Linked DNA regions of Mus musculus: region 1 is linked to region 2. A link is a loop called in an ENCODE intact Hi-C map of the cell type or tissue named here. Cell type or tissue: heart. All regions are shown on one strand. Each heading gives the region's core, and the rest is flanking DNA. Links, peaks and the distances in the headings are about the cores only. Region 1 overlaps Denn2b (DENN domain containing 2B). Region 2 holds the start of Denn2b (DENN domain containing 2B).

Region 1 (5,378 bases), core at 273-5,272, 68 kb after region 2:
TGGTTAGAAAACAGATTGCCTCTGGGTGGGCCATAGATGCTATCTTTACCTTCCAGGACTATATATAAACACCTGAAGAATATAGTTTGGCGGCATTCATTCCTCCTGCACTGAAATGGCAGTACTGTTACCGTTGCTGTCTAGCAAGGGAGTAAGCACCTTGTTAGCAGGCTTGATTTCAAAATCTACAAAGGGATACAGTGCACAATCCTGTGTTCCATTTATTTGGGGTATTTTGGTTTGTTTTTGAAACAAGTCTTTTGCTATGTAGCTCAGGTTAGCCTAGAACTCTAAAATTCTTCTGCCTTAGCCTTTCAAGTACCAGGATTATAGGTGCTACCATCTGGGTATTTTTGATATTCATTTTAGTTTTATCCTTGTCTTCTGCAGGGGGCCTCTGATTCTGTACAAAATGTGTCTTTGCAAAGATCAGCGAAGCAGGGATGCATTGTGCTGTCCTCATTTTCATGTCCTCTTGTTCTGTCTCCAGCCGTGAATTAGGAGAACATGGTCTTAACATGAGAGAGAGTAGTGGCCACAGCAGAGAGAACTTTTCAGATTCTTAGGCTAAGAGAACCTTATGAAGCAGGGGTCATCTGCTTCCCCATTTAATCTGTGCCATCTCTTCATAATTTCCTCCTTAAATTTTTTTCTCCTTAAATTTTTTAGCTTTATTTATTTTATGTGTGTGAATGTTCTGCCTTTACACACCATGTGCATGCCTGGAGCTTGTGGAAGTCTGAATAGGGCATCAGATTCCCTGCTGGCAACTGAACCCTTGTTCTCTGCAAGAGCAGCAAGAGCTCTTAACGACTGAGCTATTTCACTAACCTGCGTAGTTTCCTCTACCAGTTACTGGGCTAGTGCTTTATGGTATGTGGTAGCCACATTCAGACCCACAGACATACTGCTGTCCTAGGTATGGGGCGTATAGCATGTGCCCGTGGAAAATGCACTGCAGCGGTAAGCCTGCAGGAACATAGGCCTCTGACAACAGGAGACTGGGGAGAGAAGCCTTTCTCTAGCTGCTCGTGAAATGATAACACTATTTAGAGCTGACACGGAGCTGTGGGGGTCAGAACCAAAGATATAGAATCAAGGTGAGCAGTTAAAAAAGATGCTTCAGGGTACACTCTGTTTTGTACAACTTTCATCTCCAGTTAATCTCCCAGAGACCCATCCAGCCTGCTCTGTGTTTTCTTACCTTCTCATACAGATACAATATCCCAGAGTGGAAGAAAATTTCTACTGAGACAGAAGACAGCTCTGTTGCTTCATCTTTCTAGCCTTATCCCTATTACAGGGTCTTTTCCACTTGGCAGAAATTGTAATGTTATCATTACTGCTCAGGGCTCTTGGGACTATCCACTAGGATTGCAATATGATGGCAGAAAGCTGTAGTTTTTCTATTATCCCGGTAGCAAAACTGGAAGGAAGAGTTGTAATCATTAATGTTTTCTTACAAGGCTTAGGAGACCATTCTGTGCTGTCCAAGGATTCCAGGGGTAGATATATTTTTATAGCAACTGAACTATCAGGAGATAAGAGCCACCCCACCCCACCCCCACACCAGTTTATGATTCAATACTCTGTTTGGAGGAGAATTTTTTAGCGGCACTATCCTGGCACAGAGCTATTTCCTGGGCCTCCTTAGGAAGGAAAGGGTGTCTTCCTCTCATGTGCTAAGGAAAGTTTTTTCTACTTTGGGATATTATATGAAGAGACAAGAAATATGAGAGCAGCTTGGTTGGATGGATGAGGTGAAACTAGGGGGAAGTGCTGCACATGGTAAAGTCGGGGTTGGGCATCACCTAATCGCTCGCCCAGCGTTTGGATTCTTGGGTCCTCAGGAAGAAGGAGGCGGGTGACAGTGAGCAGGCGCTGAGTTGGGTGCTTGTGGTTTGCAAGTTGGGGTGGAGGTAGCTTTGAGAGTCTGTAAGGACAGTGGCTTGGGTGTATTTTTTGCTTTGTATCTTCCACAGAAGCTGAGCCTGAATCTTAGACCTAACCAGAGAGGCTGGAAGAAAAAATACGAGGGAGGCTGGTTCTGTTAGGTTCTGGTTGGTTTTCCCTCTACTTTCTTCAGAGATTCAAGAATATGAACTCTTGGGCTGGCGAGATGGCTCAGCAGTTAAGAGCACTGACTGCTCTTCCAAAGGTCCTGAGTTCAAATCCCAGCAACCACATGGTGGCTCACAACCATCTGTAATGGGATCCGATGCCCTCTTCTGCGGTGTCTGAAGACAGCTACAATGTACTTACATATAATAAATCAATAAATCTTACCAAAAAAAAAGAACTCTTAAGGACTTCCAGAGCTCTCTTGTTGCTCAACTTTGAAGATCATTTTCATTTTCTTGCCTAGGATTGATCAATGGCTCTGACTTCTAGACCTTACCCGGCCTCTGCCTTATGGGATTAAGACTGTTTCTGGTTCCAACAGGATTACCCAGCTTTGTCAGGTCAACTGGAATAAAATAAGCTCTCTTCTGGGCCTATGATGATGGATCTTATAAGGGAAGCAGAGAGTACCTATGCTGCATCTCCATCTTGGGGACATTCCTTTGGGCTGGTGTTCCTGGACTGTTAGGGATCGTAGCCCATTGTCCCAGAGGCTAATAGCAAACACGAGCAAGGTGCTTTGGAGGATTTACTGGCCTCCTGCATATATAAGGCATGAAACCCAAAGGGTATAGGGTGGGCTACTCCAGAAAGGCTGAGATTTCAAAGCCTGCTAATTTGCAATAGTAAGGCTCAAAAAGAAAGTTGTTGCCTTGCTGCCTTCTAAAGCCGTCCATTTTTTGCTTGCTGACTTAGAAGATGCTGCTGTTCTGTGGAGGCAGCTGAATTGAGCCTGACAATGAAAATGCACCTTAGGAAGCCGCTGGCTGAGGGCTTCTGTAGAGTGGCATCTGCCTGACCAAGGAGCCTAGGCTACATTCCTGCTCTGATCCCACTCCTATCAGTTAGCTGAGACCCAGTGAGAGCTTCCTGGATATAGGAACATCAGTGGGAACAAGTCAGAACAGGTCTTGCCACTAAAGCCTTTTTGGTTTCTATTTCACCCCAGGCTGGGCAACAGCCAGGAACAGAGGGGACCTACAAGCATGGATGAAGTAAGAACAAGTAGGAACCTAAGCAAAGCAACCAAGATCTGTGACCTAGGTACAGGTGCCCAGGGCTGTTGGAAATAAGGGTAACAGCAGTCCCCCAAGGGAGTAGTCCCCAGCCTGGCCCCTTTCCCTCCTGTATAAAGAAGTGAGAAAGGCAGAGGGCCAGGAGAATTGGAGCCAGAGGATTGCTAGGAAGGGAAGCTAGAGACCAAAGGCCTTAGTTATCTGTACAGCCCAGGAAGCTTGGAATGCTGTGGGTACCTGGGATAGATGCACTCCTTTCTAAACTATTATTCTAGTTATTGAATGAGTGGGGAATAAAGTAGGCAGTGTTCCCGTGTGGCAGCCAAAAGAGCTGTAGGAAGGGGTGGGACTAGGACCTGATGGACTGGGAGCCTTCTAGGAGGGTCAGTGTGCTGAGACTGGGCTCTGAAAAACGTCTTTCAGAAGAGTGCAAAGCAGACATAATTGGTCCTTATCTTGTCAGCAAACCTGGGAAAGGTTGAGACCTCTGGTTTTCCAAGCCAAGCTTGATGAGATGGAGCTGGACAGAGACAGCCTTGGCTTACCACTCTATCACCCTCTAATGCTGTGTAGACTGTCCTGAGGAAACCATATGGGCAGGGTTGAAAGTGAAGGTATGCAGTCTGTCTAAATCCCAGTCTCCCAAAAGTACCTGGCAAATTGTCACCTGATCTCTCCTTTCAGCTCTGGCCTCCCCAGCTTTCACTGTGGGGTGCTCTGAGCACTGTGTTGCACTCTTGGTTTATTTCTTGGCAAATTCAGTTTATTGGCTCTAGAACTCACCGGTGATCTTTTTGCTCTTTGCCCATCCATACTTGTAGGCATCTTTCCTGCCTGCAGAGATGATTGGAGTCCCCGGGAGCAGACGGGAGTGGACTTGGACTGATCAGAGATCATCTAAGGCTGGGAAGCATGGCAGTTAGTGGGTCCCTTAGATTAGAGGAGAGAGAAGCTGGCACTAGAGCTGGGCAGGAAGAGTCGGTCCTCAAGGCCGTCCCACAGAGACAGTTCCGGCATACACAAGTTGGTCTTCCAGCTGCCCTTCCCAAGGCTGTCATCAACATGCAGCTATGCTTTGCTTCTGCTGCTTCTCTGGAATTCATCTTACACTTTCTACTTACAGCTTTAGATTCTATGCCAATTGTCAAAGCTCTGATTCTGGGGAAAGAAAGAAGGAAAAAGAGAAGAGGATGAAGGAAAGAAATTAGACTTAGAACTTACAGCATGGCCCTCAGACACTATTAGGAAGCATCGGATACAGGAGCCAGGGAGCAGTTCCATTCATCTCTTTGCTGTGCCCATCTTCCTTCTGTCCCCTCTTCCTTCCTCGTTTCTTCCATCTTTCCTCCCTATCCAATGGGGCATTTGATAATGCAGAAGCATTTTTGGTTATAACCAAGGGAGAGTAATGTCAGGCTAGTATTGAAAGGCCAGAATTGCGGTAAATGTCCTATAAATGGCCAGGTCAGCTCATCAACCCAAAATGTCACTTCTTCAAGAACCTCTGATGGAAAAGGATTGAGATGGGTCTTCTTATAGGTTGGAGATAATGAGGATTCTGGCCAGTCACTTAGACCAAGGCAATCTGAATGAGTGTGAAATAACAAATACTTCTCTAGCCCCAATCTGGAAAGTAATATACAGATCCTGTTGTACAGATCAGAAGAATAATTATGCCCTAGCATTCTTCTATCCTGCATCCCCTTCACCTCTCAACCTTGTAAGATACTTGTCAGGTAGGGACCAAGAAGTAGAAATCCACCCGCTCCCTCCAGAAATATACCTCACATGAAGTGGGCTGGAAAACTGTACAGGGGATGCTGGTTTTGAGCCAACTTTACTTAGTCAGGGCCCTGGGATGGAGAAGAGTCATTTTAATGGCATGGCAGTTCCAGGAAAAGCCGTGCTCCATTGCTGGGGAGCGTGTTGTGTTGGGAATCACTTAATCCAACCCCCGCTCTTTTCTTGACTCATCTTTGACTCATAAGTTTACAGAGATTTGTGTTGCTCCTGCTGCAGTCTGTATCCTCACTCCCCCACCTCCACAAAGGCATTTCCTAAAGTCATTGTGGTTTCTTATTTAATAAATAGATGCTAGAGTTTAGGAGAGCCTCAGCTTCATGAGGAATCGCTAAGCATGCTGGGCTTGCATTTTCTACTGTACCCTGTTAAGTGAGTTGCAATGCCAGCAGCCTCCTTTTTCAGTCTGGTAGGAGTGGAGGTAAGATACATGCAGGCATC
Region 2 (5,378 bases), core at 81-5,080:
GTACTTGTGGTTTTTTCTTTTTTCCCTGTAGTGTTAGGGTGAAATCGAGAGCCTTTTGTGTGTCTGTCAGTGCTGTCTCTTTGAGCTTTCTCCCAAGCACTTTATTTATTTATTTGCATTTTATTGAAAATATTGCATTTATTTATTTGGGTATGTATATGGGTAAATGCATGCCATGATATGCATATGGAAGTCCAAGACAACTTCAGTTTTCTCTTTCCACTGTATGAATCCTAGAGATTGAGCTAAGGTTCGCAGATTTGGTAGGAAGTCCCTTTACCTGTTGAACAATCTCATTGGCTCTCTGTCTTAGTTAGGGTTTCATTGCTGTGAAGAGACACCATCACCAAGGCAACTCATATAAAGGTAAACATTTAATTGGGGCTGGCTTACAGTTTCAAAGGTTCAGTCTATTACCATCATGGTGGGAAGCATGGTACCATGCAGGCAGACATGGTGCTGGAGGAGCTGAGGGTTCTCCATCTTGGCCCACAGGCAACAGAAGGACACTCTTACTTCCACACTGGGTGGAGCATGAGCACTAGGAATTCTCAAAGCCTGCCTACACGGTGACACACTGCCTTCAACAAGGCCACACCTTTTAATAGTCCCACTTCCCATGGTCCAAGCATATTCAAACCACATCCTTATTTTGTTTGTTTATTTTTAAAGATTTATTTATGTATATTAGTATTTTGCCTGTGTGTGTGTTTGTGTAAAATTCGTGTGCCATGGAGGTTGGAAGAGGGTATCGGATCTCCTGGAACTGGAGTTATGGATGGTTGTAAGTCATCATGTGGGTGCTAGGAACCAAACCTGGTTCCTCTGCAAAAGTAACTATGTTCTTAGCCATTGAGCAATCTCTCTAACCCTATAGCCCTTATTTTTAATTTTGAGACAAGATTTCATTGAATTACCCAGACTGCCCTCTGTAGCCAAGGCAGTTGGTGACATTGCAGTTTACTTCAGCCTCCTGAGAAATTGGTATTACAAGCTTGACTGACCCACTGGCAGACAACGTGGGTCTGTACAATCCTCCTTCAGAAAAAGCCAATCAGGCGTGATCTGAATCCAGTCCTGCAGAGGCAACAGAGGAAGTCGGCTGGCCTTGCTTCTTTCCAGTTCCAGGAGCTCATATGCAACAGAAGGGTTCTGGTCTCCCCAATTCAGGCCCCAACTTTATTCTTTCTAAGGACAAGATACCAAAGAATCTCTAACTCCGGTGTGCCGCTAGGGGGAGCATGGCCTGCGTTGTGTGTCTGGTCTTAGGGCTTTTAACATTTAGATTACTTTAGTGACTGACTTTCTGCTTTGGTAGCCTGACTCACACTGTTTGACTGGAAGGGTCCCAGAAAATTTTAGTTGATATTGTCAACTCCAGTGAATTTGATCTTATTGTAGAAAGGGGTGGACTTGCCTCATCTGGGTTCGGAGACTAGGCAGGTGTGTGTTCCTTGGGTTCAGATAAAGAGCAGAATTTGCTGTGTTTAAGAGGAAAGAGAAACAGAGCTTTAGTGATACTGAATTCCTATGCAGATGTGGGGATTCTGGGCTTATCACTACTTAAGGATCTGTAGTAGTCTGCCATTTCTACTTGGGTTTTATGTCGTGTTTTTGTGTATTATCTTCAGCATATATTTGTGAGTTAAATTCAAGTCAACCAAAGTCTGGTTTTGGGAATTTTGTAGCATACTGAAGGTGAGTCAACATCACAAGGAATTCTGCAAGGGATAAGCGTTACAGATTCCATCAGGGCCCCCCCACCCCTCCCCCAGCATTATTTTGAGGAGCAGCATTGGAGAATGGCCTCCTTGAGCCTCATTGTCTTCATCCTCATCAGCCTCCACCTTCCCACATGCAGTCAATCCATTTACCAACCCCGAGTTCTACTTGAAAAATATATCTACTAGATTGGTGGAGGAGAGGTACTAACAATTGGGGGGTGGTGGATGAGAGCTGAGTGCCTAATTTGAAGTGTTTTTGACTAATAGCACCTTGACACTGCACCTCACACCCTAGTCCTCTGCCACCCCAGTATGAGATATATTCATAGAAAGTAGAAAGTCGGGAGGAGGCTGGCTCAGTGACAGGTGGCCAGTTGGCGATGAGGTCAGGCACTGCTAAGGTCTTGTGACTCTAGCTCTGGTATTCTTGGCAACTGTTCTGCTTAATGTATGCCAGAAAGTTGAAAGGCTTGGACACTGGTTTTGGATCTCTCATTTCCTGGTTCAGTAAATGGGAGCAAGTAATTTAACTTTACTTTAGATACATTTTTAAAATGTGTTAAATTAATATAACACCAGTCGTAACTTTTAGGACTACTCTGTCAGAGAAAAAAATGAACCAGGATTTGGGAGGTTATTTTGGGAAGATGTAAGATAGTACTTGGGGGTAGGGCAGGGCATTTTTTCTCTAGTTTGCAGCAGATATTGTGCATGTCATAGATGTTATCGGTCATTAAATCTTTGGGCTAGAAGGGTGGCAGATAGATTTACCTTAACAGGACTTAGATAGAGTCTTCACTTTCCCTTGGAGGCCCACACTTGTGGTTCTTAGAAAATGAGCTGGTTTTCAAGATCAGGCTTCTGTGTACTTTATAGCAAAACATAAAGGACTAGGAGACCCTTGACTTGTCTCTACTCTCAGTTCCTAACTAGTTAGGTAAGTGTGGATCAAGTATCTGATCTCTCTGGGCCTCAGTGATCCCATCTATAAAATGGTAGCAAACCTATCTGACCAGTGTGTTAAGAGCATCAAACAAACTAGTACATCTATTTTGAGAGGGTTAGGCAGCATCCAAGCAAAAGTATACATAGGGCTACTAAAAGGGCCTTCTGTGTCCCAGGTACGGCCCTGGCACTTGTACAGTTTCTCATTGGAGGCCTGGGCTGTGGATCTTTTGTTCAGAGAGGAGGCTGTTTGCATTGTGTTTGATGTCCTGGCTCTGACTGTAGACTTAAACAGTGTTCCTCCTAATCCTGATCTAGTTTGTTTCTTCTCCTTTGCAGGAAGACAAGAGACTGCTTGGGCTCTGGCACTAGTACCATGGGACCCTGTACTGGCTAAAAGCTGTCTCCAGGACCTGAACAGTCAACAAGGTAACCAGAGAGGCCAGTCTAGGCCAGCTTCTAGGATGTGAACTGTGTTTCTGCCCCAAATGCTCCTGAAAAATCCCAAGCGAACAAACAAGTTGAGGCAGCACGCATCAGGGTCCCTCCTCATTCCGCTGCTGCTGCAGGACCCAGAGGAAGTGCTTGCTTCCCCTCCAAGCCTTCAGCTAGCTCCCTCCCCTTTGGCAGGGATTCTTCCAAGTTATAAAAGCTGAGACACTAGAGGGGAGGAAAACAAGTCCACTCACTGTCCTCACCCTTCTCCCCTCTGGGTTGTTGCAGCAAGTTCCCAGGAACAGACCTGGGCTCCTGGTTGACTGGAAGGGAGGTAGGAGGAGTGGAATGCATGCATAAACTGAGCCGATCAAAAGACCGCGCTGTTTCAAGGCCGGCTAGAACTCAGAGAATGTGTAGAAGCACGCGCACGCATAAACGTGCGCGTGCTAGCTCGCTCCTGGGACACCGGGTTGAGGGAGAGCGCCTAGCTGAGTGAGAGCAAGCCTGCAAGCGTGTGTGCAGCCTAGGACAGGTCTCCATGACAACCAGCCTGACTGGCTAGCTGCGCTAGCTCTGCTCACTTGGCTGGAAGGAGTGTCTTGAAAGGTCAGAGGAAGGAGCTGTGGGAAGTTCGCAGCAGGTACTGGAGCTTAAGCCAGTGGATCTGGGGGCCCTGGGCTCCCTAAGCGACTGTGGTGTGAGCCAGCCTCTGTGGAGAATGGAGTGGGCAAGAAATCACCCGGACTACCAGGTAAGGGCACCTCTGAGCCCCTTGCTTTGAGTCGGGCTGTTTATGGCAGGCCAGTGTCTGTGCTCTTCACTTCAGAGTTTGGGGGTCGAGAATGATGTCATACTCCAACAGTTGGATTCTATTAGCTCCGGGAGGAGGAGGGAAACTGCCAATTTTCTTGACTTTGCAAATCTAGCTAATCTCACTCTGGCTGAATCGGAGATGTTTAGGCTTCACTCTGCTTTTATTTAGCACAAAGCCACTGGATATTTTCACAGGAAGGTTCTTTTATAGGAAAATGAGTTCTCATCGCTCTAGCACTGTTGAAGTTCTTATGTGGAAACTTTTGAGCAGCTTGGTCGGTTTTACCTCGTGCTCTCTTATCTCCATGCTGCTATGTCTGACTTGTAACAACAATCAAAGTAGCTAATGAAGCTCAGAGAGGAGCCTGCAGTGAGTTTCAAGTCCATCTGGGACACTTGACAGGGCAGAGGGACTGGCACAACAATATCTGAGCGGGGGCCTTGCACTGTCTATGAAGTAGCTTTGGAAATAGGAAACAACCCCCTCCCCATTAATGATGCCCATCACAGGGTTTCTTGAGTTGTGGAGGGGACTTTCTTGGGTTTTGGGGACTTGCAAATATCTGTCTCATCCAGATGTTGCAGAGAGCTGTCTTAACACTACAGCTACGGGGAGCTGGGAACTTGAAGGACTATGCTGTATGATCCCTTTTGCTCCTATTTTAACCAAATCCCAGCACACACAGTGTCCAGTCATGCATGCCTTGTCCTAAATTTCAGAGGAGTGATGTGTGGTAAACACAGCGTGTCTAGGAAAGGAAAGCCTTCCAGAAAGGTAGTTTTATAGGTGTTAAAGTAGTCAGGCCATCCATAATGTTAAGAGAAAGATGAGAGTTGCGGACTCTCCTGCAGGAAAGCCCCTTAAGAAATGCACTTCACTTCAGCCATGTTACATCTTCCACTTACTCCTGGCCTCAAGGAACTTTGTGGAAGCTTTTAGTTTCTCAGTGGGGCCAGGGAACAGCTGTTGTTCCTGGCTCTTTGGTTTTTCCTTCTTGAACTTTCTGAACAGTGTGTCTTTTGTGTCCGAGCAAACAATAAGGGGGCCTTCTGATTAACTTCGGGTCAGCTTGCCAGTACAAGCGCTGGCTCTACCACTGGTTCTGGCAGCCTGAATGTATACTGTATGCATCAGTTTTGTGGCCCGAGGGTCTGCCAGTGTGAACAACATGGCCTCTGGACCTCAGATAACCTTCTTTCACAGTTAATTCCTCTTTCTTCCACACTCTCAGAGTCCTCTGCTTGGGGGGAATCTGGGCTATGGGTCAGGATTAAAGGTGGAGTTCTGAGGAAGAAATGTCTGTGAGGTTCTGCTGCATTCTGCTGCATGCTGGGAAGTCCCTCGGATTATTAGCTGTGAGATGGAGATGATGGTAATAGTTATTATCATGTACTATTGAGAGGAGGCCAGTGGGATGGTTGCCGTGAAACAGTTGTAAACAAATCAACAAATCTACA

The links. Hi-C counts contacts between places; a loop is a spot of excess contacts. Peaks named below come from ENCODE experiments on the same cell type or tissue, not always from the same donor. Only the 100,000 strongest peaks of a DNase experiment are listed, where the experiment ranks them.
Region 1: a loop joins it to region 2, with 3 times the contacts of the local background. A loop is called at or near these places in 8 of 42 quality-filtered maps.

The regions. Positions count from the first base shown.
Region 1 is chr7:109,546,636-109,552,013 of GRCm38, reverse strand. The region is part of intron 4 of Denn2b (DENN domain containing 2B); the gene reads left to right. Among named protein-coding and RNA genes, the nearest start is that of Snora3, 29 kb to the right of the region's middle. In heart, for the core only: no CTCF peak of the experiment used is centred there; no DNase peak of the experiment used is centred there.
Region 2 is chr7:109,614,778-109,620,155 of GRCm38, reverse strand. It overlaps Denn2b (DENN domain containing 2B), which reads left to right and starts at 3,009. Exons shown (of 20, transcript NM_001001326.1): 1 at 3,009-3,098. In heart, for the core only: no CTCF peak of the experiment used is centred there; DNase peaks (open chromatin) are centred at 1,225, 2,085, 3,615, 4,965 and 1 weaker place; H3K4me3 peaks cover 2,238 bases; H3K27ac peaks cover 3,125 bases.